Regions from separate parts of the Homo sapiens genome. Here all the other regions are linked to region 3. Evidence: chromatin loops called from intact Hi-C (ENCODE). Cell type or tissue: endothelial cell of umbilical vein. All regions are shown on one strand.

The links. Hi-C counts contacts between places; a loop is a spot of excess contacts. Peaks named below come from ENCODE experiments on the same cell type or tissue, not always from the same donor. Only the 100,000 strongest peaks of a DNase experiment are listed, where the experiment ranks them.
Region 1: a loop joins it to region 3, with 5 times the contacts of the local background. A loop is called at or near these places in 5 of 110 quality-filtered maps.
Region 2: a loop joins it to region 3, with 8 times the contacts of the local background. A loop is called at or near these places in 7 of 110 quality-filtered maps.
Region 4: it touches region 3 in a loop (6-fold over the local background); 2 of 110 quality-filtered maps call a loop at or near these places.

Annotation. Positions count from the first base shown.
Region 1 is chr13:94,996,875-95,004,874 of GRCh38, forward strand. No RefSeq gene overlaps it. Among named protein-coding and RNA genes, the nearest start is that of LINC00557, 41 kb to the left of the region's middle. RefSeq lists an enhancer at 1-135. In endothelial cell of umbilical vein, no CTCF peak of the experiment used is centred here; a DNase peak (open chromatin) is centred at 3,207; H3K4me3 peaks cover 452 bases; H3K27me3 peaks cover 738 bases.
Region 2 is chr13:94,708,444-94,716,443 of GRCh38, forward strand. It overlaps SOX21 (SRY-box transcription factor 21), which reads right to left and starts at 4,102. Exons shown (of 1, transcript NM_007084.4): 1 at 1,179-4,102. The coding sequence starts at 3,606. The coding sequence ends at 2,776. LINC00391 (long intergenic non-protein coding RNA 391) reads right to left here and starts at 58. Exons shown (of 3, transcript NR_170286.1): 1 at 1-58. SOX21-AS1 (SOX21 antisense RNA 1) reads left to right here and starts at 4,273. Exons shown (of 2, transcript NR_046514.1): 1 at 4,273-4,950; 2 at 5,195-7,502. LOC112268114 (a long non-coding RNA gene) reads right to left here and starts at 5,000. Exons shown (of 2, transcript NR_158368.1): 1 at 4,965-5,000; 2 at 4,277-4,819. RefSeq lists an enhancer at 4,826-5,327. In endothelial cell of umbilical vein, a CTCF peak has its summit at 2,960 (motif pointing left); DNase peaks (open chromatin) are centred at 3,488 and 4,528; H3K4me3 peaks cover 977 bases; H3K27me3 peaks cover 4,938 bases.
Region 3 is chr13:95,153,425-95,161,424 of GRCh38, forward strand. It overlaps ABCC4 (ATP binding cassette subfamily C member 4 (PEL blood group)), which reads right to left. Exons shown (of 31, transcript NM_005845.5): 19 at 7,765-7,911. Among named protein-coding and RNA genes, the nearest start is that of SNORD13G, 53 kb to the right of the region's middle. In endothelial cell of umbilical vein, a CTCF peak has its summit at 3,017 (motif pointing left); DNase peaks (open chromatin) are centred at 847 and 2,967; H3K27ac peaks cover 1,988 bases.
Region 4 is chr13:94,856,197-94,864,196 of GRCh38, forward strand. The region is part of intron 2 of LOC101927284 (a long non-coding RNA gene); the gene reads left to right. Among named protein-coding and RNA genes, the nearest start is that of LINC00557, 100 kb to the right of the region's middle. In endothelial cell of umbilical vein, no CTCF peak of the experiment used is centred here; DNase peaks (open chromatin) are centred at 3,245 and 4,935; H3K4me3 peaks cover 207 bases; H3K27ac peaks cover 2,787 bases; H3K27me3 peaks cover 210 bases.

The DNA of each region.
Region 1 (8,000 bases), 160 kb before region 3:
AACTGCTTGAAACTGGGAATAAGTCAGTCAGAGTTCTGGAAGCTGAGAAGTCTAAGATCAAGGTGCTGGCTGATTTGATTCCTGGTGTGGGTCCTTTTCCTGGCTTGTAAACAGACATCTTCTGGATGTGTCCTCTCCTAGAGGCGGGGGTGGGGGTGGGGGTGGAGGTGGAGGTGAAGGTGGAGAGGGAGGTGGAGGTGGAGAGGGAGGTGGAGAGGGAGAGGGAGAGGGCATTCTGGTATTTTTTTTTATAAGGGCACTAATCCCACTGTGATGACAACCCCATCCTGATGACCTCATCTAACCCTCCCAAAGTCCCTACTTCCTCATACCATCATACTGGGGGTTAAGTCTTCAACATATGAACCTTGGAGGACACAAACCTTCAGTCCTTAACACTACCCTATGTCCTCAATAAAGTAACATAAGTACTTTACAGGAAGAAAGCCAAATCCAGGATAAAGAAATGAGGCAAGAAACAGTGATGAAGTCCAGAAATTGGGTAATGCATATTGTTAGAAGTTGGTAAATACTTACACTGATAAATTTAATTTCTGTAAAATAAAAAGCAACCAGTGCATTGTGTTTTTCTAAAAGGTGGAGTGTTTAATGAGACAACAATGAAAAGTCTTTATATCTAATTGATGTTAAAATTTAATTGGCCATTGCCTGATTTTTTTTTTCATGGTAGCTATAATTTCTTACAGCCTCAAGCATTACACAATAAACACTCATTTTCATGACCAGTTTTTTAAATAAATCTTTTATTTTAGAATAGTTTTAGATTTACAGAAAGTTGCATAGACCCAGTTCCCTCCATTGTTAACATCTTACCTTACTACCGTACATTTATTATAACCAAGGGACCAATGTTTGCACACTATTAACTGAACTCTATTGTTTATTTGGATGTCAGTAGTTTGTTGCTAATTCCCCTTTTCTGTTCCAGGATCCATCCAGTTTAACCTATTAAATTTAGCCATCATCTTTCCCTAACTGCAATAGATTCTCAGGTTGTCCTTGTTTTTGCTGACTTTGAGGGTTTTGAGAAACACTGGTCAGGTATTTTGTAGAACATTCCTCAGTGTTGGTTTGTCTGATACTCTCTGGTTGGACTGGGGTTCTATGTTTTGAGAAGAAGATCACAGGAGGCTCTAGGAAAGAGTCTGTTTCCAAGTTCTTTCAGGTGGTTGGCAGAATCCAGTTTCTTGCTGTTTGCAGACCAAGGCCCCTCTTTCCTTGTTGGCTGTCAGTGAGGCTGCTCTCAACTCCTAGAGGCCACCCACATCAAAGGCCGCATGGCTCCTGCCATTTTCCTCACATTCAGCCTGTCTCATACTTCACGTTTCTCTGGCTTCCAGGTTTCTCACTTCTAGACCCAGAGATCGAGCATACAAGCATCTCCCCATCTTAAGGCCAACTGATTTGGAACCTTAATTACATCTGTAAAATATTTTTACAGCAACACCTAGTTAGCGTATGATTGAATAACTATGAAAGGTATGTGCATATCAGAGCCAGGAATGTGAGAACATCTTAAATTCTGTCTAACAGAGAGAGAGAGAGAGGAAGGAGTGGGTGTGTTGAGAGAGAGAATGAATATCATGAAGCAGCATCATTTTGTGTTTGTCTCTCTGTTTGCTCTGGCTTTATTTCTACTTCTATATTTCTTTCTCCCAATCTCTCCCCTAACAAAAATTATGTGCATGGGTTTTACATTGTAGTAAAATTGAATTATAACATTAAAATACTGGCCAGGCACAGTGGCTCACACCTGTAATCCTAGCACTTTGAGAGGCCAAGGATGAAGGATTGCTTGAAGCCAGGAGTTCAATATCAGCATGGGCAATATAGTGGAATCACATCTCTACAAAAAACTAAAAAATTAGCCAGGTGTAGTGGTTCATGCCTCTGGTCCCAGCTACTTGGGAGGCTGAGGTGAGAGGATTGCTTGAGCCCAGGAGGCTGAGGCTGCAGCGGGCCATGATTGTGCCACTGCACTCCATCCTGGGCAACAGAGTGAGACCCTGTCTCAAACAAACAAACAAAACCCTAAATTAAATTAAAAATCAAATTTAAAAATTGAAATACCCTTACATTCATCTTGTCTGCAGATTTTCCAACTTTGTGAATAGTGGGTTTTTTAATGTTCCTAAAGAATGTGAATCTGCCTGACAAAAGGATTCTCAGACTGTCACCTTCATAGGTAGCTATTTTTTCTTAATTTGTATGCAAGGATATACAGTGGGGCCCTTTGTATCCACGCATTCCACATCCAGTTTCAACCCACCTTGGATAGAAAATATTTTAAAATACAATAAAAATAATACAACAATAACAATACTATACAATTTAATAAAAATACAGTATAATGATACTATAAAATAACAAATACAATAAAAATAATAAAATTCAAAAAATTCAGTATAACAACTATTTACATAACATTTACATTGTATTATATTGGGTCTTGTAAGTAATCTAGAGATGATTTAAAGTATGAGAGGACTGTATAGATTATATGCAAATACTATATCATTTTATATCAGGGACTTGAGCATCCATATATTTTGCTATCTACGAGGGGTCCTAAAACCAATCCCTCCATTGGATACTGAGGGGCGACTGTATCTTCTTCTAAAATGTATTTTTAAATTACATATGTAATACAGATCAATATTAAATATATTAATACAGAGAATACTATTAAAATATAATTAGGTCCCTTTTAAAAATGGTAGTGTACACCTGGGGAAGCCAGGCGGTCACCTGATGCGTGACTGCATGGTGCCTGTGGATATGCCAGCAACATTTGTCAGTTCATGGTGGTATGCTGTCTATTAGATAACTACCAGCCTGTCATTTCAGCACATATTTGTAGTAGTATTCAATATTCATTATATGTTAAAACATGTATTCTACTCAACTTTCCACATGGAGCTTTCTGAAAGATGGCAGTTTAAAATCAAAAGCCAACTTTGTGGCTCTGAACAAGCACAAAGTTGAACAGTTCAGAATGAAGAAGAATAATTTCAGCCCCAGATCCTGAAAAACTGGAAGGTGAGCTATCCAAGATGAAATAATTAATGATTTTTGGAGCACCCCATTGCAAGGGTACCCAAATATTGCAAAACACGCCATTTGTGTTCTCCTTCCCTTTGCTACAACACCCTCTGTGCGCCAACAAAAACAAAATGAATAGACTTGATGTTGCAGCTGATATGAAGTTCTGACTCAGTCCCATTGTTCCAGACATTAATACATGATAGAGATGTAAGATAGAGTTCACTAAATACCTATTCAATATGTTTGTGTTTCCTAATAAAAAGCATAAACCAAAAGATTATTTTATCTTTGATATAGTTCATTCTCAATCAAATCAAATCAAATCTGTTATTAATTTTCCACTATAATGTGTATTAAAAGCATATAAATTATCAATAATAAACATACAACTCACAAATTAAGCAAAAGGTTTGAACAGACCTTTCACTAAAAAAGAATCTACAAGGCCAGGCACAGCTATCACATGTTCCCACTCATATGTGGGAGCTAAAAAAATTGATCACCTGGAGGTAAAGAGTGAAGCGACAGACACCGGGGACTAGGAAAGGCGTGTGAGTGGAAGAGACGGATGAAGAGAAGTCAGCTATTGGGTACAAACAGATAGAAAACTAAGTTCTAATCATGGAAGAGTACTATAGTTAACAACAATGTATTATACTTTTAAAAAAGCTAGAAAAAAGGACTTGAAATATGCCCAACACATAGAAATGGCAAATAACTGGGGTGACAAATACCCTAAATACAAATTCCTGATTTGATCATTACACATTCTATGCATGTGATGAAATTTTACATGTACTCCATAAATATGTGCAAATATAATGTATCAAAAATAAATCCCTGGCCAGTCACGGTGGCTCACGCCTTTAATCCCAGTACTTTGGGAGGCTGAGGAGGGTGAATTACCTGAGGTCAGAAGTTCGAGATCAGCCTAGCCAACCTGGCAAAACCCCGTCTCTACTAAAAAGACAAAAGTTAGCCGGGCGTGGTGGCGCACGCCTGTAGTCCCAGCTACTCAAGAGGCTGAGGCAGAAGAATCACTTGAACCCGGGATGCAGAGGTTGCAGTGAGCCGAGATCGTGCCATTGCACTCTAGCCTGAACATTGAAAGTTGGTGAATTTCATTTTATATAACACATGCCTTAATAATCCCGAGTAGCTGGGATTGCAGGCATGCGCCACCACGCCCAGCTAATTTTGTATTTTTAGTAGAGATGGGGTTTCTCCGTGTTGGTCAGGCTGGTCTCGAACTCCCAACCTCAGGTGATCCACCCGCCTCGGCCTCCCAAAGTGCTGGGATTACAGATAGCAGCCACTGGTGCCCGGCCATTTTCTCCCCTTTTTTTGTCTCTCCTCCTTAGAATTTGTCATCAGCCACTATGAAAGGCTAAAATAATAATTCTACACCAAGACCATATTTGTCCAACTGACATGGCAGTCCTGGTTTTGGAAAGTCTGTAACTCCCTAGTCCTACAGAATTTTGTCCCCATGCCCATTGCCTCCATCTCTTAACTAGTGTCTGGCCCCCATCTCTCCCCATTTAGATCCATTCTCCATACATGCCAACATTACCTTTCTAAAAACCAAGTCTGATCATGTCAATTTTAGGTTTAAAAGTTAAACCTTTTGCTTGATTTCCCCCACTGTTAAAGATAAAGTTGTGTGTTGTGCCAGTTAGAATTCTTAACAAAAATTCTTAATTCTGTCTTCTAGCCTCATCTGCCGCCTTCCATCATGGACCCTCTGTTCCTTAACAGTGCATTGCCTGTTTCTAGGTTTTTGCCGTGTTCTTCCTCCTTTCCAATATGCCCTCCCTGCCATTCCCTTCCTTCCCATGTGCTGTCTGGCTTGGGCCCCTACTGCTCCTCTCTGAGCAAGGGGATGAGATTCCTCTGATGGTTTGGGTCAGTAGTTCTCAACTCTGATCAGAATCACCCCTTATTCCAGAGATCCCAAGTCAATAGATACAGGAGTGGCTGCACGTGAGAGAATTTCTTGAAGTTCCCAGCTGATTCTAATGTGCAGCCAGGTTTGTGAACCACTGGCCTCAGCCCATTCAAGACAAGTTGCAGCCACTGGTTGGGAGAGCAAGGGGTGGATGGATGTTGGAAAGGCAGACACAGTTCCCTCCACTAGTACCAGGATGCCTGTACCACTGGGCTTTATTAATAGGGCAAATGCCCCTGGAGGAGAGCCGCCCTGAATTCGTTAATATTTTAAAGTGAAATTGTAGTCTATGAATCCCATTTCCTATGTGAATTTGAAAAACAACACTACATGTTTTCTAGACATTCCATTTGGTTTAGTCTACAGGTGATGCCTGGTGAGCATATTTATCGAGGGGATGCTTCCGTCTCCACAGTTCTTTGCGGCTTTTGTCCACTAGATGGGAACCAACTGCCAATCTCCCTTGGCCTCCTGTAGAGATAAGGGATGGACCATCATAGTAGGTAAATGAGTGATCAGTCCACCTTCCTTGCAGCGCCCAGAGTCCCAGAAGGTTACCTGTGATTTTATGTGTGCACACACACACATGTACACACACAGGGCTGCCCTGGGTGCCTGCGGCTAACACGAGGGAAGGCGCTCAGGAGCCCACGAACCGCACGAGTGGGGAGTGGCGGCCAGGAGGGAACCAGGCAGCATCAGGCCCACTTTTGTGGGAGGACTGGATCCCTTTAAACTCTATCCAGGCCTGCCTTGCCACCTATTCCCTGCGCGCTTCATTTTCTTTTCTTGCGATCGGTGAACTAACAGGGTGCAGATGCAAAAAAAAAAAAAAAAAAAAAAAAAAAAAAAAAAAAAAAAAAAAGAAAAAGAAAAAAAAATTCTAGAAAATCCCACCCAGGCACGTCCCTGGTCAGGACTTTAGACCCGGTGGCTACCACGTGGCCATGGCTAGCTGTGTCCACACGGCCCCTCCGAAGCGCCTTGGCCCCAGCTGCACTCTCCTCGCCCCCTTCCTCCCAGTGGGAACGAGCCAGCCAGCGAGCCCTCTCCCCACGGGTGGCGCCCGCACCCCTCCTTGCCCCCGGGCCCCGGCCTGTGATCGCTTTCCAGGGGGCAGGCGAGCTCCCGGGCCGGCGGCAGAGGGCGGGCGCCTGTGATCCGTGGCCAGGGAGCGCGTGCGCGCCGAGCATCTGGGGGCGCCCTCCTGTGATCCCCCGCCAGGCCCAGCTCTGTGGCAGAGGCCGTACACTCGGCCTCCCGCCCGGCCCGGGGCCCGACGCTCCCGCGGAAAGCGGCCCGGGGCAGAGGATCGGGGAACCGGGCTCAGCCCGGTGACTGTGGCCCGGCGAAGTCCCCCCGGAAGCCTCGCGCGTCCACCTGCACCCAGCCCCTGACCTTCCCAGCGGGGAGCTTCAATGACCACTCGCTTCCCACGGAACCAGGGGGCACTGGGCCGCATGCCACAGAACAATCCCCTTGGGGCTGCTCGTCATATGCCCAAGAAAAAAAAGACATGTGTGGTATCTTTTCCTTGCGGAGCATGCGCCCCCTTGGAGTGGAAGACCTCTCTGGCATGGTATTTTAGTTCAGCAAAGGGTGGTTATCAAGACAGGTGTGAACAGTTTAGCAAGAAAGACACATTTGTCCCTTAAATGGCTCCCTGTGCAATCTGAAAGCAGACAAAAGCCTCACATTAGCATAGGTTGTGCAAAGCCACCTGTTCAAATAACTCAGGCCAATAGTGAAAAACAGCCTTGGAAAGAAGAAAAGAACTCAAAAGCAGTGCAAATACTTGAACACAAGTTGAAGGATTAAGCTTCATCACAGAAACAGGCAGGGAGGGGAGAGGCGTTTCCCGCTGGTAATAAAAACTTGTAGGGTTTATTTTTAGCAGCTGGTTTGATTCCTTCAGATAATGAAATAGCAGCTTTCATAATAGCCTTGTCAAAATAAAAATATGGGAGCAAAACCCAGTCCGCTCAAATCCAGCAAATATTTGTGTTTGGAAATCCTGATTTTGAGCCATGGGTGAGCAGATATGATTTTGTCCACAAACAACAGCAAGGCCCTGGAGAGGCTGTGTCTGCAAGTATTGTTACTGCTTGCTGACGGTCCAAGAAAACACAAACATGGTTTCATCAGCATTCACTTTTAATATTTTTGAAATGCTATTGTACATTTGATTTCTGGCGTAAGAGAAAAGCGGGGGAAGGAGGGGGGAGAAGGCGGAGAAAGGAGCCAAGAGAAACTTGACTTGGGGAGAGTGAGTGGGAGATCAAAGCTTGGCGGTGGCAAAGTGATGGGGAGGACCAGGGCACAGCAGTGTGGGAACAGAGTGCATTGATGCAATGGGGATGTGAGCAAAGGAGTGGCAAGAGGCCTCTGCCCTGGGACCCACAGGGTAGAGGACGCCCTTCTAGCTCTCCCCGAACCTTTTGGTCCCCATGGGGTGAAGTATCTGAGCGCCTGGAGAATATATCCAGCTAGAGACCATTCCTTCTAGGCACTTGCTGCCAAAAGTGAGGTCCACGAACAAGCAGCATCAGTATCACCCGGAGTTTGCTGGAAATGCCCTGACCCAGATTTACAGCATTTTGGTAAGATTTCCAGGTGGGTTATATGCACATTAAAGAAGCAATGATCTAGGCTCTGTAGTGTAGCAAGGATCCCAGAATGGCCTGCACAAAGGCCTCAGCCCACTTCAAGAACCTGTGTGGGCCTGTTGCCTGAGTCCATCCTCAAAAGGGTGACAGCACCAGGCAACACGCCCAGTGTGAGTAGCTCTGGGCCTGAGAGGGCTCATTAGTGAGGCTAGGGAAGAGTGGCAGAATTGCTTGTGTCTTCCGGATGTCTTTACTTGCATACATGAGGCCCTTCCACGTGGGGGCTGTGGGCATGGACAGTTCTCCCCATGCCTCCATAGTTCAGCACAAAACTTAGAGTCCAAGAATTCTAAATTCAATTTGAGCCTGCCAGGCAATTA
Region 2 (8,000 bases), 440 kb before region 3:
AGGCGGGGAGTCTTCAGGCCGAGGAGGCGGCCGAGCTGGAAGGCTCAGGGTGGTAACTAAGATTTAGGGCTGGGGTGATTTCCAGCGAGCCGCAGGAAGTTCCGTGTTGAGAAGGGATGGGCTGCTACAAAAGGGAAAGACGAAGCCTTGAAAGGATTTAATTAACCGTGTCAGGGATAATTACCCCTGGACAGTCCAAATTAGTTTTGCATAATCGCTCAGAACCATATGAATTAACTTATAATATTGCAAAGAGCTCAGGGAATAACAGGAGAGGGATCATTTTAATTAGTGAATCAGGGTCAAACCAGCAGAGCCTATTTCTCACATTTCCAAAACTTTTCATGGTTTTTAAAATATTATTCCGTTGGGGGAAAACAATGACTTTAAAGACTTGGGTCGTTTATAAAGACGTGCAGCTCCAGAGATGGTCTCAATGGGGAAACTGGTTTAAGACTTGTATATAGTATCTTGAGAATTTCCATTTTGGTTGCGGGGGGGCGAGATCTTCCTATTTTTTTTTTTCTGACAGTCTTCTATTTCTTGTCTAAAATTAAAATCCTTTATGATTTTTCAAACTTTAGTAGCAATTTGTCTAGCCCTAGAAATCCAACCCTCTCCATTTGAATGTTATACTTCTACTTTAATGCGATTAGCATAACAAAATTAAGTCCTAAAGAGGCCAAAATTTGTACTTTGTCGTTAGTAGTGATTATCCTTCCAAATAAAACCTTAAGGTGTCAACAAGGAATACCCCAAAGATAGGAGAACAAATTACACTGATTTAAGTGGTGGGGCTCTTCAACTAACAAGATAAAGTGGTCAAGCAACTTTCCCCTCTTAAAATGTTACTAGAAACTGGTGAAATGCTTTGAAAGGTCTGGATGTTTTCAATGGGCTCTGTTCTACTGGTTCATGAATGCCTTTTTTTTGTTGTTGTTAAAGCTAATACAACGACTTGGGCTTTTTAAAAATCTTCTTTCCTATTCACGATTAAAAATGTGATAAATCAGGTTTTTGGCTCTGAATAACAATGGCTTGATTTAGATTTCCTAGTAAATCTATTCAAAAGTGAAACAAAGGGTGCCTTTGGAGGATACCTTACACTTCACCTGGACCAGGCACGTAAGGGCAATTCAGATAAAAATCTTGTTAGGAACTCAACAAGAAATAGAAGATTTTTCTTTTCCCTGGTTCAGGCTTTATTTAAACTCTTTGTTCAAAAAAAATGAACAGAGTGATAGTCGGATTCTAATTTACAGATATACCTTAGACGTCTAATATTAAATTAGAAGGTCACACTAGAAAATCATTTACACATAAAGGTTAAAACCATATTTAAAATTTTAAAAACTTTATATTACATAAAGCCAAAATGAAACTAAATACATGTTAGCCAACTTCATTCACAAACATTAGTCAAAATATATACATTTAAAAAGAAACAAAGCTAATAATTGAAGGTTCCTTTTTTCTAAAATGTGTTTTATTGCAATTTGCAAATGAATTGCAGGTGATCTAAAAAATAAGCCAATTGAGGAGGGAAATCCAAAACACATTAAACCAGCTCAACTTGGGAGAGAAATGCTAGCTGAAAATGAGAGACATCTGTTGAAACAATTCTGTGCTTTTTTTCTTCAGTTTTGCTAAATAATAAATATATAATTACCAGACAAAAAAGTCTGATTTAATCTTCGATAAAATTGCGATTCTGAAATAGTTTCGCAATTTTTAAAAGTTAACTTTGATATTCGCTCAAAATGTTTTTGAGTCTAAAGTCGACTCAAACTTAGGGCAACGAAAATAACACATTTTCCAAGCCTCAATGTTTTCACTGACATATACACATTTACAATCTTAAGGTGAACTCAGCCATAAGGGAAAATAGGAGCAGTGCCTTTTTCCTTTTTTGTAAACTGTGTCAGAAATCCAAGCGAGTGGACTCAGGGAGACTTCTAGTAGTTTGTTGTTGTTGTTTGTTTAGGAAGAAAATCCAATTGACAACTTTCATCTCACAAATATTTCTTGTTTGCGTTTCTTGCCCTTGAGAAAGAGCTCTTGCTCTGATTTGCAAATGGCGTGATAAACAAAAGAAACCGTGATCATCTCACACAAAAGGCCAGATTCGAGCCGGTCACTGGTCAAGAATGGATCTGGTTGGGAGTTCTGCTTGAGAGAACAGAGATCTGCAAAGTTCAAATAGTACAAACAGGGAGGCGAGGCTGCTCAGAGCCATCCCACTCCCAGAAACGAATGACACAAGCAGCTTTTCCCGTGTGCCAGCCATTTCAGACCTCACATTTGAACAGCGTGCATGCAACACGGACCGGGAGGGGGTTGGGGGTTGGGGGGCTGAGGGGCGAGGAAGAAGAATGAGAAACAAAAACAAAACCGACCATGAAACTTCCAACAAAACTGGAAAGGCCAACATGTCAAAAAGTTACTCCTCCACCTCCGTGGGTCAAAACGCAACAGGTTCCGAAGTGCAAAGCAAACGCCAACTGCTGCCGCACACAACCGCCTGCTTTCGAGTTGGCTGCCGAAGTGCGGGTCTGAAATGATCCTGCGAATTCACAGGCCTGCTCGCCCGCGCCCTTGCGCGCTTGGCCACTCCTGCCCCGCCTGGCCTCTCTGCCTCTACCTGGCACCTATACATTCTATGTACATACAAACCGGGCCCCCGGTCGCGGGAGGGCGCACGGGGAGGCCGCAGCGCTCGTACCTATACATATGTACACGTGTGCACACCGGTCCTCGCGAGGCGGCCCCGCGGGGTCATAGCGCGGCAGCGTAGGCCGCGGGGTAGGGGTCCAGCTGGGGCTTGCCCATGCCCGGCAGCAGGATGTAGGCGAGCGGCGGCTGCAGCCCGGGGCTGGGCCACGCGCTGCAGTTGCACGGGATCATGTAGCCCGGGTTGCCCGGGCTGGGGTGCGAGTGCGTGTGCCCCCCGGCGGCGGCGGCCGCCGCTGCAGCCGCCGCCGCCGCGCCGTGGAAGGCGCCCGCGCCCGCGGTCGGGTAGCCCAGCGACGACGCGTACGGGAGGCCGGACGAGGACGACGAGATCTCTGCCATTTTGGAGCCCAGGTCGAGCAGCGAGTAGGGGCTGCCCGCGGCGGCGGCGGCGGCGGCAGCGGCGGCGGCAGCGGCCGACTGCGGGAAGAAGACGCGTGCGGCGGCAGCGGCGGCGGCCGCGGCCGCCTTCTCGGGATTGGCGAGCAGCGACTCAGGCACCAGGCCGCCGCCCGCCCCCGCGTGCAGCCCGGCGCCCGCCTTGAGCGCAGGGTGCTCGGCGTCCGCCACGCCGCCCAGGCCGTAGGGCACCGGGAAGGCGAACTTGTCCTTCTTGAGCAGCGTCTTGGGCTTGCGCCGCGGCCGGTACTTGTAGTCGGGGTGCTCCTTCATGTGCATGGCGCGTAGACGCTTGGCCTCGTCGATGAACGGCCGCTTCTCCGACTCTGTGAGCAGTTTCCACTCGGCGCCCAAGCGCTTGCTGATCTCCGAGTTGTGCATCTTGGGGTTCTCCTGGGCCATCTTGCGCCGCTGAGCCCGCGACCACACCATGAAGGCGTTCATGGGCCGCTTGACGTGGTCCACCGGCTTGGACATGCTCTCGCCCTGCCGCGGCTGCAGCCCGCCGCCTCCCGGGCCCTCGCCCTCGGCCCGGAGGAAATCAATGTTGGCTGCCCGCGGAGACCCGCTCGGCCGGCCGGGGCTCGTCGCGCCCCGGCGTCGCTCCCGCCCCGGAGGAGGGGGCTGGGGGACCAGCCCAGGGCCACGCCGCGCCCCGGGCCGCCTTAGTGTCTCCGGCCGAGCGCTCGAGCAGGTTGTCTCTGGGACACTCTAACTTCTCGGCGGTGCCCCCTCCCCGCGGCGGCAGTTTGCCCTTTACGTTCTTTGGGTCCTTCGTCTGCAGTGGCGTTTGCTGGTGAGCTCCCCGCAGGTAGCGGCGGCCGGGCAGAGCGCTCCTCCTCCTCGGTCGTTCTCTCTTAAATGCAAAGCGTCCCCAAAAGTTGCGTCGCGGAGACTCCTCGAAGTTGAGCCGAGGAGCCCGCCGCCGCGTGCTGCCAAGTGCCAAAGGGGGCTCTCAGCGGCTGGAGTGTTTGGGTTCTCCTCGGTGACTTTCTCATTTGACAGAAGCAGATGGGGGTGGGGAAGGCGGGGAGGTGGCCCTGGAGGAGGAAGAGGAGGGGGAGGCGGAGGAGTGTCCAGGCGTGCCACGAGAACGCAGAGCGCAGCAATGGATATAAATACAAATACAGCAGCACCAGCCTGTCTTCTTGGCTCCGGGCAGGGTGCGCCGATGGGAAACCCCCAATCGGCTGGGTGATTTTTTTTTTTTGGAGGGGGGAGCTGTCCCCCGCAGCACCTGCCTCTCGAGTCTTCCTCTCCCGCTGCTGGACTGACGGGTGGGGCGAGGAAGGAGGGTGGATGAGGCTTGAGCAAGCGTTGGTCGCCCGGCCTCAGAGGAAGTTCTCCCGGCTCGCCGAGGAGCCGCGTCCGGCCGTCCCCTGGGCCATGCCGGCTCTGTTCGCTCCGAGCCCCTTCAGGCGCGCCTGCCGACTTAGGGCTCCCGGAGCTCGCCGGCCGCGGAGGGCAGCGCAGCCTCCACGCGGCGCCGCAGGCCTGGCACCGGCCGCGTCCCCGCCTCGCTCTTCTCGGCAGCCGCCTGGCACTTGCAACTAACTTCGCCCAAGTTTCCTGCGCCGCGGCGCCCCTCTCGGCGCGCTCCTGGGAGCGTGCGCCCGCGAGTCCGCCGCGCCCGGGGCCCCTCTGTCCTCGCTGCTGTGGCCAGAGCCGAGCCGGCGCAGGGGCGGAGGTGCTGCAGGAGAGTTAAGGAAAACGGGCCATCACCTCAGTTCGCAGGTCCGCGCTGTGGCACCTCCCGCTCTCCCCACTCCCGCGGCGCAGGGGGCCCCTTCCCAGCCCAGGCCGCCCTCTGCACCGGCTCAGGTGAGTGTGGCTACCTGCATGTGTGCGCGCCCGGAGCCGGCACTGGGTGTGCATGTCCAGCCGCGGCTGTGTGTGTATATCTGGGGGCCTGCGGAGGAGGTGGAGCCCAGGACTCGGGGAGGGAGGAGGGATCAGCGGAGCCGCCTCCCGCTCCCACACCCCCAGGACCTCGAATTAACAGATCCCCTCCGCCCCCCGCCCCCTCCCAATCCTCCTCCTCCCACTCCTTTTCACTTGAGAGCAGGTTTAGGCGAGTGGAGAGTCCGGAGCGCGCCGGGGAGTCTGCGCCCTGTTTGGCGTTGGCAAACCCTGGTGTCATCCCGGCTACCCAGGCCGGCCTGGCGTGCAGCTGCCCTGGTTGTGGCCCTGGAATCCTCGCCGGGAGGAAGAAGGCGGCGGGCACGAGTAGGAGAGCCTCTCCAGCTACGGAGGAAGAGGGTTAAACCTGGAGAAGGGGAGACTCACCCTTGAAAATGTTTGAGACTGTTCCTAGCAAGAAAGTGCTCATTTTCCTTGGAGGTCCAGGTGTTGCTTGCAACAGAAACAGAGGCTTCTCGCATTTTCTTGCACTGGCGATGCACCTAGTCAGAGGTAGTGGAGTGAAAAATAACTCTGGAGGGAATAAGGACATTCTTGGCAACCTTTCCAAAAAAGAGCTAGCCCAGACTGAGAGTATGCATCCTTGACTGACTATTCAGCTCTTTAAAAATTCTGTGTTGTTTGTCTTTTGTTGTAATCTTGGTCGCCAGAACCATCTATATACTGATCTCTTTAAGGTACAGTTAACTTACAGTGTCTCACTTACATGCGCTGCTGAGGTGAAGGTGTTTAAAATCAATAAGTGTAAGTAGTTTCCCTGGAAGAGAGAAGTAAAACGTACCAATCACTCAGTGCTGGAATATTTTTATGCTAAGCATAATTTCCTTCTTTAGTAGTTAGAGCAGTTTTTTAAAAAAAATAGTTAACACGATGCAGAAGTCAAACAGCATGATTCTGTTTCCGTATTTTCCTCACTTTTTGGTATGCTGCGGCACATTTAGAACATGATCTGTCTGGAGGTTTTATTCACATGGTGGCCTGCCCTTCAGGGAGAACTTGCTTGCCTTCTTTCTTTGGCAGTTTGGATTTGACCTAGCCCTGTGGTATGTGCAAGTAGGAACATCTACAAACGGTTAACTCTTTAAGTCTTCCTACGATTTATGTTCAGTTCATTCACACACACACACACACACACACACACACACACACAAAAGCTTTGATTGTAATTATGAACGTGAATTAAAACTGTTTCAGGCCATCAGATTTATGTAAAAGTTAGGCTTGTTTTGTTCATTTTAATAAAAGAATAGTGACTTAAAAATTACAGTCGTGATAACAAAACTGTGAACAGCAGTGGCATCTATGTGGGTTTTTGTTTTTCTGAAGATGTCGTATTGACAAGCTTATTTTGTATCGGTTATGCCCTTGCATTGTTAAAATAATTGGACTGATTTCTCCAGAACCATATTCCTTTACAGGCTCTGTAAAGACACTCTTGTCATTCACAGACTCTGGCTGGAGCAATGGGAAAACACTAGCATGTGTAATTACATAGACTGGAATATTAAATATACTGTTTTGTGATGATAAACTACAAAATTATCGTCCCTGAGCTTTTCACCTACTGACTTATAGGTTTGAGACAAAAATACTATACACTGGAACATAAAGAACATATGTATATATAGGCCACAAAACATGAAATCTGTTATTCACTAAATATTGTGAATAAAGTTAAATTTAATCGTGAAAATTATTTTGACACATAAAAAGGGAGAAGGATTGTGAAAATGTGTTTTATATTAGTGAGTTAAGTGATTTTATACTATTCAAATTTAAGTGTAAAAATCTACTGCAATAAATTATTACATTAGAAATGTTTGTATATATGATTGAAATGTATGCTTACATGTGCAATGTCTTATAGGAATAATATATGTAAGGTTCCTTGGCTATAGTTTTTTCCAGTATACATTTACAATATTGTCTGTCTAGTGATATTAAATGAGCCAAATTTGAACACTCTCAAGTCCAAGAATGTTGAACTGTGGGAAACAAAGGTGTCATAAGAAGAAAATGACTATTTGTGTGCTTGTCTATTCACCAAATGAAACTTCCCACATTTCAAAATAGGAAAGATTTGGTTTTAGTTCTTGGCTTCTAGGGGATCAATATTCTTGGCCTAACCCTTCACAACCAAAGAAAGAGCCCTCATAATCGGCCATTCATTAAAGAAAGGCAATGTGGCATTGCTGTTATTAACCAGCCTTCACACCTCTTGCCTGAATCTGGTTGAGCTTTTAACAAAGTAAATTTTCAAGCCATTTTCATTCATATGTACCAAAATGTAAATTTGCTTTTAATTTCCTCATATCTTGTGTTTGAATTGATAGAGGTATATTTTTATTCTTGCTCAGTTTTGTCCTAAAGATTAAAAAAATCCCAGCATATAGGAAATGGAATAGTCTGTGTGAGTGAATAGTGAAGGAAAATAAATTGAAAGAGAATTGTAAGTTTGATGAGCTTTATTTTGTCAACTCTTGATTGTAAACACCTAAAGAACAGTATAGATTTGATCGGTAGAATTCGTGTGGGTCTGTATTTCCCTTGCGGCCACAGTGATATATGTGATCGCAAATGTATCTAGTCGGAAACTGAGTGACACTCCCTCAGAAAAAGTTGTGGGCCTGTGTAAATTGAGTTTCCTCTTTTCCCCCTTCAATTCTCCCCAGAAAATAGTCTCTTTTCAATTCTAAAACTTTCACTAGGAGGCAGCAATGAGATTGTTGGGGAATAAAAAATACCTTGGCAACACGACAGGCTGGCTTGCTTGCTTTCTCTTCCACAAGGGAGGGGAGAATTCTTGGGTCCCAATGTGAACAGAATCATTGTCCCCCATCATTTCATCCTCCTCTCTCTCATTGGATTTTCACCTAGGTGGCTCATTGTCACATTTTTCTAGAACCATAGGGATGATAAAGCAGCAAGCCAATGGGGTAATGAGAGGTGAC
Region 3 (8,000 bases):
CACGGACATTAGACTGAAGTGGAGAACTTACATATATCGAGAGAGACAGAGAGAGAGAGATACAGGCATATACAAATACATGCAGGTATCACATTATATACACTATAGGAAAACAATTTAACACAGTTAAGTAAAATGTCATCTTATAATTTCCTGAAATATTACATGATTATCACTTTGAACAAAGCACATTCTTCCCTAGTTTTTTATCTTTTTAACATTTTATTGGACAAACACAGTGCTTTCTCTGTTACTAAGTTGTCAGTATCTCCATGTATGATTTATTATGGAGAAAAACCATGAATCAGAACATTCTAGTAGATTAAAAATTATGCCAAAATGATGCAATATTTACCAGCTGTAGACAAGTGCTACAGTAATCGCTTACATACAGATTACTGACAAAATAACAATAGCAATCAAATATATGTAACTACGTAACTATTTAAACTCCTAACAAAGGCTTTTATGATACTATTAGCAGTAAAGGAGCAACTCCCATAAAATATGACTTCGTATCACCCCTGATAAGAGTTTAAGTACATATAACCATTGTTATGTGAAAAAAACATTATTTTTAATTTGTGATAACCCGACAGGATTTAATTACCACACCTACTTCAAACTCTTAGCTGTTTCATTCAAAGCTGAAAAAACAATATTTATGTGGCTATTGAGAATCATTATGATTGATGCAATCTTTTGTGTTATTCCCTTTATAGTCACTTGCATTTGTTATTATTAACAAGAAAAAATGAAAGGGGAAATGTGTGTTTTTGTTTTGCAACAAAGCTTTTCTGGTGATGACTAACTTCTTCCTTTGAACACAAAAAGCCTCTTAAACTAACTAATGTACATATAAATGTGTTCTTTACAATACGCATCAGGCAAGGGGGTGGGAGGGAAAGCCCGCAGGACTTAAGCCAGAATTAAAAGCAATATAGGCAAGATTGAGTACATGAAAGCTGTCAGGACGGTTGTTATTCTCAATTTCTTACAGCTCATCTGCTCTCAAGGAAGAAAAATCATAGTTTCTTTTAACCATATCCACAACAGATCTCACTTGAAAGGAAACATAGCGAGTGATTTGGCATCAATGGGCATATTACCAATTTTCCAGCATCACTACTGAATATTTATACTGGTGACGAATGATGACACTGAGGAAATATTTTAGCACGAAGCTTTGCCTTGTAAATTGTCTGAATGGTGCTGTGTCAAAACAACACCTACCATAAATCAGAGGTTTTAGGACCAGTATTTCTTGTTTAAACATGCTACCTGCTCAGCAGAATCACTTGTGTGAACAGGCATAGATTAATGTGTGCTGGGCAGAGCCATCTTACCCCCTAGCTTATAGAGCTATAATTTAACAAGCCTATTATTGTAGAGGTAATTTTGACAGTGCTGAAATATTATACTTGTTAAAAATGCACATTTAGCACCAACTCCAGTGGTCATTTGAACTGAATAAACAGATAAATAGGTATCCCTACAATTATGTTTCTTCTTTATTGATGACTCTTTTTTTCTGGCAAGGAAGTGGGATATGGACATCAGATTTTATAGAGTATCGCAAGACAGTCTTTCTGATCATATAAAAAGCTCATCATGGAGGTTGCTTTCAGTTCTCCACAAATTATTTAGCAACTTGTAGTGGATTCCAGAGTCCCTTTCCAGGTTTCAGAAACAGAACAATAGTTCAAACCACTACCACCCTCCTCCCCTCAATTCCTGTAGGATGCACATCCTAACTTCCCATTCAGTCAAGCTGGGAAGGAATCATTCTTTTTTTTTTTTTGGAGACAGGTTGGAGTGCAGTGATGCAATCACAGCTCACTGCAGTCTTGACCTCCCAGACTCAAGTAATCCTCCTGACTCAGCCTCCCGAGCTGCTGGGACTACAACCACGCCTGGCTAAAAGCTGAGAATCTTAATCACTGGGGCAACCCTCGATTTTTGATTAGGGAACATAGGAGAATATGTCTATCTTAAAATCTAGTACTAGCATTCGCATTCCATACCTCAGTGACCACAAGCATCTTCCACTGGATTAAAAAAAAGAAACATGGGAAGAAGTCAATATGTTTCTTTTTTCTTTTATCTAGTGTTTTAGCTCTCATTTACCTTAATCTATAAAGAAAAAAGAATGATATGAATCTGGTTTTTTTGTTACACTGTTGAAGGCATCGATGAACATAAATATACATACACACACATACTCCCCACGCACACACTGGAGAAAAACCAGTTGTGTAAAACACACTGGCTGTAACCCAATATTAACTTTTACTTCCCTGAGAGAGTAAACAAACACTTCTACCAACACCAGCTCTTGGGTTCTTAAAGCCAAATTAACAAATTGAAAGCAAGTAAACATTTATCTGGCACCCATTAGAGTCAGTGTACTTAGCTAAATGTTATGTCACCATAATTAGGCATGAGAAAACAGGACAACAAACCGCTCATCTTTTCTCCAAAACAAAGAGTGAAATTGTAGAGACCTGATAAGAATAAAATGTCTCTGCTAACTCTGTTGGCGTGGAAGAAAACTAAAGAAACTAACTGTGTAACTATCTTTCTCTGCAAACTCATGCTTACAAAGAAAACAGAAACATCATACAAGCAAATCATAATGTATGCTTCAGGAATTAAAATGCATCCAACCACTCAAGATGTCAGCGTCTGCCTATTCCAGTTACTAGTCAAGAAGGTGTAATTAGGAAATCCAAAAAAACCCTGTTTGAAATGCTAGGTATTCCAGGACAACATCAGAAAAATATCTTCCACAAAGACTTTCATGTTTCAAACATAATACGCCACAATATTACTTTTTAAATTTCATATTAACACATATCAAGATACAAAGACCCAAGCTATAAAAATAGAATTTCCAAGAAAGCTTTAAATTAAAAACCAGGTTTTGCAATGAGGTGCTCTTACATTATATCACTGAAATACTGCAGATCATGCTGCCCTCTTGTGCTGGATATCAAAAGCAAAATTAATTCTGCCCATGCCAGGAAAACAGGATTTACATTTAAAATAAAAATCATCTCTTAATTTCTGAAGACTTACTCTTGACCTAGGATTTGTGTTACCCATTTATTATGATTGGAACAGAACGGAAACAGGGCTAAGACACACACAAAAACTGACTAGGAAGAGGTAGATGCAGCGAACAGTACCAGAAAATATCTGCAAATGCCCTATTCAACTCAGGTCATAATCAAAATATGAAGGAGGTGTCCGAGGGCAGCTGAAAATGTAAGGCTTCTTAACAGACACACGTGATCCCATCACCAACCTACATCAAAAGAGGAAAGAATAAAAACTAGCAATGGGTGAGAGGAGGATAAAAAGACGAGAAAGGAAAACCGGCTCTTGGCAGGGCGCGGTAGCTCACGCCTGTAATCCCAGCACTTTAGGAGGCCAAGATGGGTGGATCACCTGAGGTCAAGAGTTCGAGATCAGCTTGACCAACATCATGAAACCCCATCTCTACTAAAAATACAAAAATTAGCCAGGTGTGATGGTGGACACTGTAATCCCAGCTACTCGGGAGGCTGAGGCAGGAGAATCACTTGAACCTGGGAGCCGGAGGTTGCTGTGAGCTGAGATCACGCCACTGCACTCCAGCCTGGGCGACAGAGTGAGACTCTACCACACACACACACACACACACACACACACACACACACACACAAACAGTCACCATTTGTCCACTGGTGGTCACCTTGGATGAATGTGTGTCCATTCTTGCTGGGGGCCCAGCCCGCTCCCAACAGCAGACAGAGCATGGTTGCCCCTCAGACCCAGCTCCACATTGCTCGTCAGTACTTGGCTTCTTGGGAAAACTGCTATCTCAGTACCAATAGGAGGTAAAACCCTGTCTCTACTAAAAATACAAAAAAAAAAAAAATTAGCCGGATGTGGTGGCAGACACCTGTAATACCAACTACTCAGGAGATAGACACATGAGAATTGCTTGAACCCAAGAGGTGGACATTTGCAGTGAGCTGAGATCATGCCACTGCACTCGACTGGGCAACAGAGCAGGAAGAAAGGAAGAAAGAGGAAGGAAGGAAGGAAGGAAGGAGAAAAGAAAGGAAGGAAGAAAAGAAAGAAAAGAGAAAGAGAGAGAGAACTGGCTCTTGTCATTCTAAGGCAGCACACTGGTTTGGCTCACATTTTATCCTGCTAGCTTAAGATTTATCAGGTTAACGAAAGGCCAGTAGATAAAAAGGTATTGTATTATATAAACAAAGATGAATTTCATGCAACCATAGGTGGGTTCGAAATGGAGAGGAACTTAATATCTGGCATGTTGGAGAAGCGTGGCCTTCCTAGAAACAGAAACTTCAGGCCGGGCGCGGTGGCTCACGCCTGTAATCCCCACCACTTTGGGAGGTGGAAGCGGGCAGATCACGAGGTCAGGAGATCGAGACCATCCTGGCCAACACGGTGAAACCCGTCTCTACTAAAAAAGTACAAAAAATTAGCCGGGCGTGGTGGTGGGTGCCTGTGGTCCCAGCTACTCTGGAGGCTGAGGCAAGAGAATGGCATGAACCCAGGAGGCAGAGCTTGCAGTGAGCCAAGATCACGCCACTGCACTCCAGCCTGGGTGACAGAGCAAGACTCCGTCTCAAAAAAAAAAAAAAAAAAGAAACAGAAACTTCGCTGCTGAGAAGAAACACAGACCTTCCAGGTTTACCTTCCCCTTCTCCCTAAATCCAAATAAGTGAACTTGGGACCACAGTGGGGCAGTCAGGGGGACCCTTCCAGAAGGTCTGGTTCTCTGAGTCACCAGCAAGGGTCGCCCATTCATTAACCACACAGATGAGGATCTGGGCAGAAGCATGATGAGGGGGATGGCACACTGGGGTGGGAGTGGACATAAAATAATGGAGAAGACATTTCTATGCTGCAGACCAGAGTCACTGAGAATATTCCAGCACAAGGGCACTGGAGATGGGGATATGAGGGACGTCTAGCCAGACCCCCGGTGTGAATCACCTGGAGTTTCTGTGCCAGTCACCATCCCAAGGTGAGCTTACTGGAAACTACATGCCAGCAGAGGTCCTCCCCGTTTCCTAAGTTTTCTAAAACCTGGGAGAATATCAGGATGCTGAGCTCATAGGAAACTCCCCCGGGGCTCTTCTAAGAGCTTGCTTTTAATAACTAAGTATTCAGACATGCTTCCCAGTCTTTCTACCCCACTCAAAGAACACTCTGCAATTCAGGGGGCACAACATCATGCCAGATACTTATACATATTTAACATGTATGTTTAAGAGTACTGAAAAATCGAGCATGCCTGCCTCACTATCATAGAGGGGAATTTTTATTTATATTATAAAGCCGGCTGGGTCCAGTGGCTCATGCCTGTAATCCCAGCACTTGAGGAGACTGAGGCAGGAAGATCCCTTGAGCACAGGAGTTCGAGACCAGCCCGGGTAACATAGTGAGATCCCATCTCTTCAAAATAGAATAAAATAAATTTTAAAAATTAGCTGGCCATGGTGACACAGGCCTGTGGTCCCAACTACTTGGAAGGCTGAGGCAGGAGGATCGCTTGAGCCCAGGAGGTCAAGGCTACAGTGAGCTGTGATCACATCACTGCACTCCAGTCTAGTCAACAGAATGAGACCTTATTTCTAAATAAATTTTATATATATATATATATATATATATATATATATATATATAACTATTGAAGTGCATACAATCAGTAATGTGAATTCTGAGGCGTAATTCACAGATTTTGTGTATCCTTCACCATTGTAAAAAGTGCAAAAATTTTATCTAAATGAAAATTTTAATTCTACCATTAAAAAACTTTTAATTTTTACATTTTTTCAACATCTACCACTAAAAAAAGTAAATAATTCATGACCTCTAAACATTTTGGACAAAGTAGACCTCTCTTGGGGTACTTATTTGGGCTTCTATTTTGTTGAAGGAATAAAGTCATGCTAATAGATATAGGAGGAGGAAGCAAGATAAACACTCAGGTGCTGCTGTAAGATTAGTCACCTCCAAGATTTAGACTGGGTCCCAAATCCCTGAATAATAAATAAATCAGCATGAGGAGAAGCCCACAGGTCTCAAACATGGAGAGGCTGGTTAATGGTAGTCATGAGCATTCCGAGGCCTGTGATAACAGAAAGGCAGTCCCACTTAATGCTCCAAATGTTATGACTGTAGTTTCAAATTAACTGGCAAAGTGGCGCAACGTTACAGCTGTAATAGCGCAGAGGTCCTCCAATGACTTTCTAATAACAGCTGAAATCAGACCGATATTTGTGTGGTCTCTGCAGTTTACAAATCCTTGCACGTTGCACAGTGCTTGGACTGAAAAGTATTTGTTAAATAAATCTACACAAGATGCTTTCCAGAACAGTCTTCTTTAATCTTCACAAAAATCATGTAAAACAGAGAGGGTAGGAGTAATTTCCACCCCACAGTGAAGGTGATTCAGTTCACAGATACATGGCTTCATTGTCACTAACATTCGTTAGGCACTGACCATGTTGCTACACCCAGTTTCATGTGCTAGGAATGTATTAACATGCTTAATTCTCATAAGATTTCAATTTGGTGGGTATGAATAGTATCCCTATTTTACAGATAAGAAAACTGTGACACAGAAAAATTAAGTAACTAGGACATGAATATGAATGTAACTATAATCAGCTATAACAATTAGTAACCAGCACCAGGATTGAACCCAGGTAGTTAGCTTGAGTTCACACTTTGAACTACAGCATCTGCTTGGAGACTTGCCTGTGTAATAGCACCTATGTGCTCTGGCCTTGGTCAAAAAGCTAGTCAATGGCCAGGCCAAAGCTGTGCCTGTGTTCTCTCCAGGCCACCTCCCTGCTTCTATGAGGGCAGTTATCATTTGCACAATGTCACTCAGGCCTCCCCACAAGTCCACTCAACTGAGCAGGGTGGGGACTTATAGGCACAACTAATTCTCCCTAGGAACCCAGGTCAGGAAGGCTAGCCTCAGAAGCAGGACAGATAAGAAGCGCATAGTGCAGAGGCATCAACCACTTGGAAAATACTGGGTATAGTTGGGTATACCTAGGAAACAAGCTACTGAAGATCTATATGGCAGGTTCAACAAAGTCTCTATTATAGAACCAAAAGTCTACTTCAAAACCACAGAGTTAGAAACTGTTCTTGAAGGGGAGTTTACATTTTATCAATCTTGGCTTTTAATTAACCACATATTATCTTTCAGGGAAACCTCACAGTCAGGGTATGTACAAAAACCCTGTGTTTCCAGAAATGAACGGGTTTCCCAATGAAAGAAAGAAATGCACGGCCTGTCTCACGTCAGAGCATTCCTGATTACAAAGATCCCTCTGAAAAATGGCATAACCTAACACTATGTAAACACAGCCAATGTTTAGCAACTATTCAACTACATTTAAACATGTTTACAGGGAATGCAGGATGCTTCACTTGCCTCACAGCAAATGGATTCCTAAAGCATTCTGCAAAGTGAACATTCATTTATTTTTCCACACACATATAAATTGGAATAAAAGATTGTATGCCCCCCCCTCCCCCCGCATATTTAGATTTTCTCTGGTAGGAGAAAAATATCAGTGAAGTTTCTTGTGGAAAATGAATCAACATGCATAGTGATTTTCTTCCCAGCATCCCTTCCATTTTCAAAGATGGAAATGTAATCAGATCCTAAATGTGTTGTTAACAAGACATACTTACTGAGAAACTTGGTGTCAGACTTACCTATTGGATTTCTATCAAAGAATAATACCGGAGCTTTCAGAATTGACTCAAACATTTTGTTGTGCAAAGTTTGTGAAGAGTTAACAAGGACGTAGAATACCAATAGAGATCTTGCTATGCCAAAAAGAACGGTAGCTACAGTTAAACCTGAAATAAAGAAATATCACTTAGAGAACACAGCATATCTCTGCATTTTCTTCAATAGTTGCTAAAGCAAGCCAGGTAGTTTATAAAGA
Region 4 (8,000 bases), 300 kb before region 3:
ACAAGGCATTTGATGTCATGGAAGGCAGTCTATTTGATTAGTAAGAAGTGGGCTCTGGTGCTCTATGTGGACAGAGAGGAGGGGTGGCTACTTTCCTGACCACATACTCCCCAACTCTACAGGTCAGTGTGTCGTCTGGCCTCATCCCATGCTCAAAGCCCCCAAAGGGCCCTGACTCTGGTAGTTAAGTGGAGAAACAGGTTAGGTAAGGAAGCAAGTCCCAGTAAACAGGGTTTGGTGCTCCTTCTGCCCTGTTTTTCTGGAGGAAATAGCCACTTATGGCTGAGGGTCTTCTCTTCCAACCACCTTGTCCATAGCAGGACCAAAATGTAGACAGTGATTAGAACATTGTATATGTATATGGTGGAAGACCCAGAAGGTTCTTTCCCTGGCTCCAAAAGCAGTGGCAATCCCATCAAAGCCTTGGAGAAGATGATCACTTCACAAGCAGGGTGTTTTTTAACTTGTATTTTAGGTTCGGGGTACATGTGCAGGTATGTTATTTGGGTAAACTTGTGTCACACGGGTTTGTTGTACAGATTATTTCATCACCCAGGTATTAAGCCTAGTACCCACTAGTTATTTTTTCTGATCCTCTCCCTCCTCTCACCCTTCACCCCCAAGTAGGCCCCAGCATCTGTTGTTCCCCTCTTTGTGTCCATGAATTCTCATCATTTAGCTCCCACTTATAAGTGAGAATATGCGGTATTTGGTTTTCTGCTCCTGCATTGATTTGCTAAGGATATGACTTCCAGCTCCATCCATGTTTCTGCAAAAGACATGATCTCATTCTTTTTTATGAACAAGCAGGATTTGTTCAATTGAAGCTTTATCAGTTATATCCTTCCAACACACACACACGCACGTTATCAACCATCACTGAAGTGACAAATTTGCTGCATACAGGGTTGTCCTTGTGCATTGAAGAGTTTGCAGCTCTCTTTGGGGTGTGATTGAAGCTGTAGAAGGTTATCCAGCCACCGTACTAGAAATCACCCCCATTGGAATAGTTTCTTCTAGTGAGTACGTTGGCTCCAGAGAATCTTCTCAAGGTGTATGTGTGCTGGCCAGAAGAAAGAGGTAGTACATTTACTTGTCAGCATTCTGCTATTACTACCTTACACATTAACACAATCAATGTCTCAGCCCAGTCAGCTGCCACCAGGCAGGAGGAAGAATAGGAAGCTGGAATTGGAAAAGACCCTGTAGGGGGACCGGGCACCTGGAGTACCAGTAGGAAAGCTCTGTAGGACAAAGTTCTCCTTAGTGCTTTTTTCTGGGCCTAATCTACATATCCATTTTAAGTCCATCAGGAAAATAAAGAGTAGTCTTGAAACAGATTCTTAGAAAAGGTAGAAATGAATTTTCTGGAAGCCTTTGGAACTTGCTCATGCAATTAGCACAGTGGGCTCTGTTCCTGGCTAGTTTATAGGATTTGAGGATGGTTCTGCTTTTCCTGTTTTATTTTCCCACCCCCATCTGATAGAGATCACACATCTCCTTATAAAATATACTGAGTGCAAAGCCAGTATACACCATTGTAATATCACACAAACATGCAGATACAGCCCAATCCCTGTTCTCCGTTTCCAACCACAGCCAATCATCAAACTGGTCTCCTGCCAAACCAGTTCCCGCTCTTGGTGGAGAAGGGAGACAGGCTGTACGATGGAAGACGAGGGGACTTTGCCCGTCCCTAACAATCCATTGAGGTACCTCATTTGCTCTGTGTACAGCCATTATTTGAAAGGAACTACCAAACAAAGTCCAGAACCTTTAGCAAATGCAGCTAAGGCCATGCGATTCCCCATTCCCCCCACATTCATTATTCTTCTTCTTAATCCCACATTCGTTGCTTTTACCCAGCTGTCAGTAAGCCTCTCTGTTACCATTGCCTGCCATCCTAGCCACTCTCACTAGAGAGGGATGCCATACTCACTGAAAAACAGCATGATTCTAAAAAAAAAAAATCTATCGCAATAGTAAACATTTGAAAGCCAGTTACAATCATCTTTTGTTGTGTCATTTAGCTCGATGGCTCATCAACATCAATTTCTAAACAGAACTAAGAACAGATTCTACTTAAGCCAGTGGATTTAAATGTTTTCCACTTCAAACCTTATTTTATTTTGATTTTGTCAATAGGTCAGCCAATACCAACATATAGTAGTTTGCCAATACTATAGGCAGCTAAAAAACTAAAGTGCAGCCATTCATTCAAAAATTACTTATACCCTGGCTATTGCAGTGTGTGGGCTCAGGGAGAGCAGAGGCCATGCCTGCCTGGTGACCCTGCCTGCCTTGGCGTATATGGCATATAGCACTGTGTCCAGCCTTTAGGGTAGGTTCAATAAATTGTTTCTTTCTTTCTTTTTTTTTTTTTTATGAAGTTTCACTCATGTTGCCCACGCTGGAGTGTAATGGCACTATCTCGGCTCGCTGCAACCTCTGCCTCCTGGGTTCAAGTGATTCTTCTGCCTCAGCCTCCCGAGTAGCTGGGATTACAGGCGCCCACCACCATGCCCGGCTAAGTTTTGTATTTTTAGTAGAGACTGAGTTTCACCATGTTGGTCAGGCTGGTCTTGAACTCCTGACCTCAGGTGATCCACCCACCTTGGCCTCCCAAAATGCTGGGATTACAGGCATGAGCCACTGCGTCCGGCCCAATAAATTGTTACTGAATAAACAATAGAGTGTAATTGGTCCTCTGCTAGGCGTTAGGGACTAAGAGGTAGGAGATTGGTTCTCTAGAGATTCCACATATAGTGGAAAAGAAATATGCTTTGAGTTAATGTCCTAAGCTTTCATCAGGAAATCCAGCATGCAATAAACACATGACAAGGTCAGGAGATGTGGATGCCAGATGCGCTTCTTCCACAAACAAGTATTGTGACTTCTGACCCTGGCAGTTAACAGGCCCCAGTTTTTCCTTTCTAAAAGTAAGGGTGCTCGCTTAGATAAACCCAAAGAACCCTTCTCAACTTTTTTGACTGCATGAAAATGGGTCAAGTTGGACCAATTCTCTGTAGTCACTTTTCTGTGTTCTGCAGCCTTTGGATAGATTCGTGGGATATGGGCTGGTGGATGAAACGCTGGCCTGCGAGCAGAGGCACGTGTGTTCTCTTGGCTGGGTGATCCAGGGAAGAGGGAGCCTGCTGCTGTGTCCTGAGGAAGCCGCTGGCAGGAAGGGGTTATGTAAGCACTTTGCGGAAATGTTGGTGAGGCTGGATGTTTTCAGGCCTTCTGCAGCTCTGCGTTGCTGGGCAGCAGTTGGCTGGCTTTCACGGCCGTTATCACGCAGGACAAGCACGAGACTGTCCACCCCCAAGTGCAGCTGCAGAGCTCTGGGAGGACTGGCCATAGCACCTCTCTCAGCCATTGGAGTAAGCCCAGGGCTGTTCCAATGGGAGATGCATTTCCGCACCTGCTTCTTGTCCTTAGCAACTTCTCTTTGTTGTTGTGCCCCAGAGGGGAGACCCTGTTACACATGCAAAATGCTACTCGAGGAGGGTGGCAGACCAGGCCATCCTCAGCACAGCCTGCAGCAGGATAAGGCCATTACTCTCACTCCCGTCAGCATCAAATCACACCAATCTAATTTAAAATAAAAGGCGTAGAGTTTGCCATTATTATACTTTTGCCTGACAAATGTTCCCATAAAGCTGTATGCAAGGCATAGTCCAAAATAGATGGCACCAAGCTTATTATGAATTCAGCCCCTAAATTTTAAGTTCAATGCTGTGTGAGCCACCTCATCTGATGCCTATCATCTCACTTCAAAAATTGAATTGTGCCCCAGCTTGCCAAACGAGCCCATTAGTCACAACGTCAGGAAGTCCTGAAATTTCCTGGTTACTAAAGAAGATACATTAAACAAACAGAACAAATCAGGATGATGTTTGGATATGGTTCCTGGCATGGCTTTTGACACCTCAGTTTCCCCATTGGTAAAATAATGACCAGAGGGTCTTGAAAACCTGCACAGAAACCTACCACAGATGCAGCTTGTACTGTTATTATGCCGTTCCAGCAGGCGTCGAAGCCACAGAGGGACACCGAATTTTCATTCAGACAAGAGTGCGGTTTAGCAATGTAGTCATTCTGGGCCATTACTTTGTAATGAATTCACAAAGTTTCTGCAGGAGCATTAAAATGAGATGGCTGCAAAAATATCAAGAAGAGCCACCGAATTCCAGCTAAACACATAAACACATTTATAGCATACACACGCACAAGCCAGTGTGTTAAAGGGACGGCAGAGCATTCCAGAAACTGGCAACGAAAAAGCCACATGGAAAACCTCAAGTTCAAACCAGCATCGCATATCTGGGTTAAATGTGAAGGCAAGGATTGGTGAAGTCACACCCGAAAAGCCTTCCATTTTTAAGGAGCCGAGCGTAATTTCAGTGGTTCTGCGTCACTGACATTTAATGACATGTTATACAAAGTTCCGTAGCACAGAGCCTCTTTTGTTTTTAAGACACGAGAAAACACCTGTGATGTTGGCTTGAATAGCCACTGTCACAAGTACTGTGCAGTGGAAGTCAGAAAATATGGGTTTGAATTTCTGGACCAGTTAAGTGTTTGTATTCTGTGGTCCATTCATGCTGTCGCTATAACGTGGATGTAAAAACGGCTACTGGAATCCTGTCTTTATACTTCCTTAGTCTCTGACACTAAACATTTTTGTCTAAACTTCTCTAGTCCTCCTGTTTTTTCCTCTTTGTTCCTTTCGTCTGCTGTTTCACAAAATAGGTGGGCCTGTTTTGTTTTTTATAGAGCAGACATAATGCATCCAGACAGGGAGGGGGAACAGAGAAAGGAGGAAGGAAGAGGAAGAGACAGAGACCGACAGATAGTGAGAGAGAGAGAGAGAGAGAGACAGGAAACATGTCCCTCTGTTTTGTTTCATTTTCTTTTTTTTGCAGCAAGCCTGCCTACATTTATTCAGTGATGAATCAGCATCAGGAACTCTCCAGCCACTAGGAATAAAAACTAAACTTCCTGTATAATTGAAAACTACTTCAAAAACAATTTATGTTTGTCTGGCATCAGCGGCAACCAGAGAGAAACCAGGGTTATCTGCAAAGTCACGTAACGTATCGAAAGGTGCTGAGCTGGATGAATCCTGTGTCCCTCTTGGAGCTTGTGGGGAATCTTGTGAAAGTTTGTGTTCAGTGAATGCTGTTGCACCATCACGTTCAACGGCGGGCAGAGAGGAGTTGCATTGTGAAAAGTGATAGCCCTCACCTAAGTAGCATTTTGATGATTATACAGAATACCACTGAAGGATAAAGACACTGGGCTCTGATTATAATTTTATAATTTATATAACATGGCTCACAATTTTGTGTGTTTTCAAAATAATTCATCTTTTAATTCAATAATTAGTTTTAAAGGTTTAATTAGGGGGAGCTATCTGCCAACTGCGACGTGTAAATCACTTCAACGATCGAGACCTCTGATCTGAATTCTTAGTTGGATGGCATGAAAAATCAGAAAACTAAGCACTATTAATATGTATGTCCTCCTCCAAATCAGTGATTTTTATGATATTTGAATGCAAGAGTTTATAGGTTGGAAATAATACATATGCTTCTTATTTTATACGTGGCACCACAAAATTAGCCAGTCAGCACACTCCGTATAAATGCATAACATGAAACAGGAAGACCTCAGGGACCTGGGGCAGAAGTGGAAACAGACTCTGCCCTTTATATTCAATGTGAAAATATTTTATTTGTGCCAACAAAGCATTATTCATAAGACAGCTTCAGAGCTGTCATATTTGAGATAAATTTCACATCCTGCCTCAACCTTGCATTTTTCCCTGAAGGTGGGATAATTTAAGAATAAACGTACAGGAAACATTCTATATTTTGGGAGCATCTCTGAAATGAGTTGTTAGCAATCACGTCCCCTGGATTCTCCTTGATACACGTTCATTTTCTTCACCTGCTCTTCCAAATTAGCATCCTCTTTATTCCGACATTTTCACATTAGCAAAAGTTACAGGTACTAACAGTGTCACAGAAAGAAAACCTAGCCATTCCAAGAAGGCTGCTGAGAAGGCTGGTGGCAAGATGAGAATGGGGAGGAGAGAGACACTGTCTAGCAGTCTAAGTGCGAGCTCTCCTTCCCTCACCTGTGTTCTCGTGCATCTGTGCTGGTTCCCTGTACAGCTGCTGAGCTCCCTGCCAAGCTACCTGGGAATGGACCCCTGTTCATTTTAGGCGGGATGGCTGCTCCGCAAGCCCCATCTGTCCAAGGCTCACGACAGGACCAAATGAGAGGCAAGCATCAGATACCGTCTGCTGATACTGGCTCACCAGGGCGAGCTCATCTTCTGCTTCTCCCCGAGAGACTAGATGCCTAGAGCCTCCCAACTCTGCTGCTCTGCTGTGTTTCTTGACATAAGACTAGCTTGACATGGCGACCTGGGATTACGATCCTAGTTTATAACAATGACTGTTAGAGGAGGCAACCGGCATCTTTGTTCACCCGAGGGGGCTAAGGTTTGTACGTACAGGTGTCACTGCAGCAAGGGTTGTGGTCCTAGCTGCTCAGGCATGTCCTGTTCTCTTTCCCGTGTGTTCTGTGTGTCAGAACCCAAAGCAAGTGGACACAGATGGTGGCTTGATGTTAGGGATGTTTGTTGATTTGTTTTCATTATTGTTTCTAAAATCTATAGGCAGAATTTATTTCCTTAGTAGAGTCTTAGTACATTCTTTCAGTTTATTTTAATTTCACTGGCTTCTTTCCCCTCGGTGTTTCTAAGAGTGTTGCTTTTGTAACGGAAAAAAAGAAGAAAAAAAAAGAAGCAAGGGTCTTATAATGACTTTTAGTAGAAACTGATTTCTATCTAACAAATCCTTGTTATAAGAGGAAATGGTTAAAAAACAAACAAAATACCAGGAAGATATTTCTTGTTATCCATTTGCTAACTTGTAACTGTTAATAAAAACCCAGCCCATCATGTATGCACACAAATGCACACATCGTTTGGAAAGAGTCAAATTCAGTCCTACCATATTGTACTTTTTGTCTCCAAAATATTTCCTGATCCCTGGAAAGAAAAGAATGCACACCTGTGCCTCTGAAGCTTTGAGTTCAAGTGTCTCAGGTCATTTCCCACACATTCTGTGGACTGTAAATTCCAAAGAAAATCAGCAACACAGCTAAAAATCACATTGGTTTTGTTACTCTGAAGCTTCCTGACCTTGAGAAATAGTTTTTTCTGGCATGGAGAAAATACAAAAAGTAGTTCCCTCTTCCAATCTGCACAGACTTCAGATGTCATTGCTATACCATTTACACGTCATAAAAAAAATGCTATACAAAGAATTTATCTAAATGTGGCTCTTTTGGTTTCATGCCATCTGCATCTTTTTAAGTCACTTAGAAATACTCTAAGTGAAATACTCTAGCAGAATTAACCTCTGCTATCTTGACATTTCTCAACTACCTAGCTGAAGCCTGGGAACCCATTTACAGAATATGTATGGTTTTTAAAGGGTTAAGGCAGAAAATGTCTGAAGAAAATCAGCTTAAGTATGTTTTACAACAAAACATGTTATTGTGGGTATTGGAGTTAGGTTATGATAATGAATTTCAGACTCAAATATTTTCTTTGATTGTCACAAAAACATGTGAGGAGCCGTGGGTTTGTTTTCAGTGTTCAGCATGGAGTTAGTTGTGTTTCATTACCAGAGGCTAACTGTATGAGAACTGCTTTCACATCCAGAAATCTTGAGATGGTAAAGGGAATCGGGGGTTGGGGGAACCCAAAACACCCTATGTGGATAATTATTTAAAAGAGGAAGGATTAGCAGTGGCTGGTGGTATTTAAATAGTTTTTGAAGTGATTTAAATGGTGGCTCAGTGATTGATTCTGGTGCCCATACATCAACCCGTCTGAGGTTAAGGCCACTTGTTTCTAAGTACCTCCACAGACCTTTCCAAGTGGATAGGAAAATTTCTTTGGTGGTTTATAAGGGTTC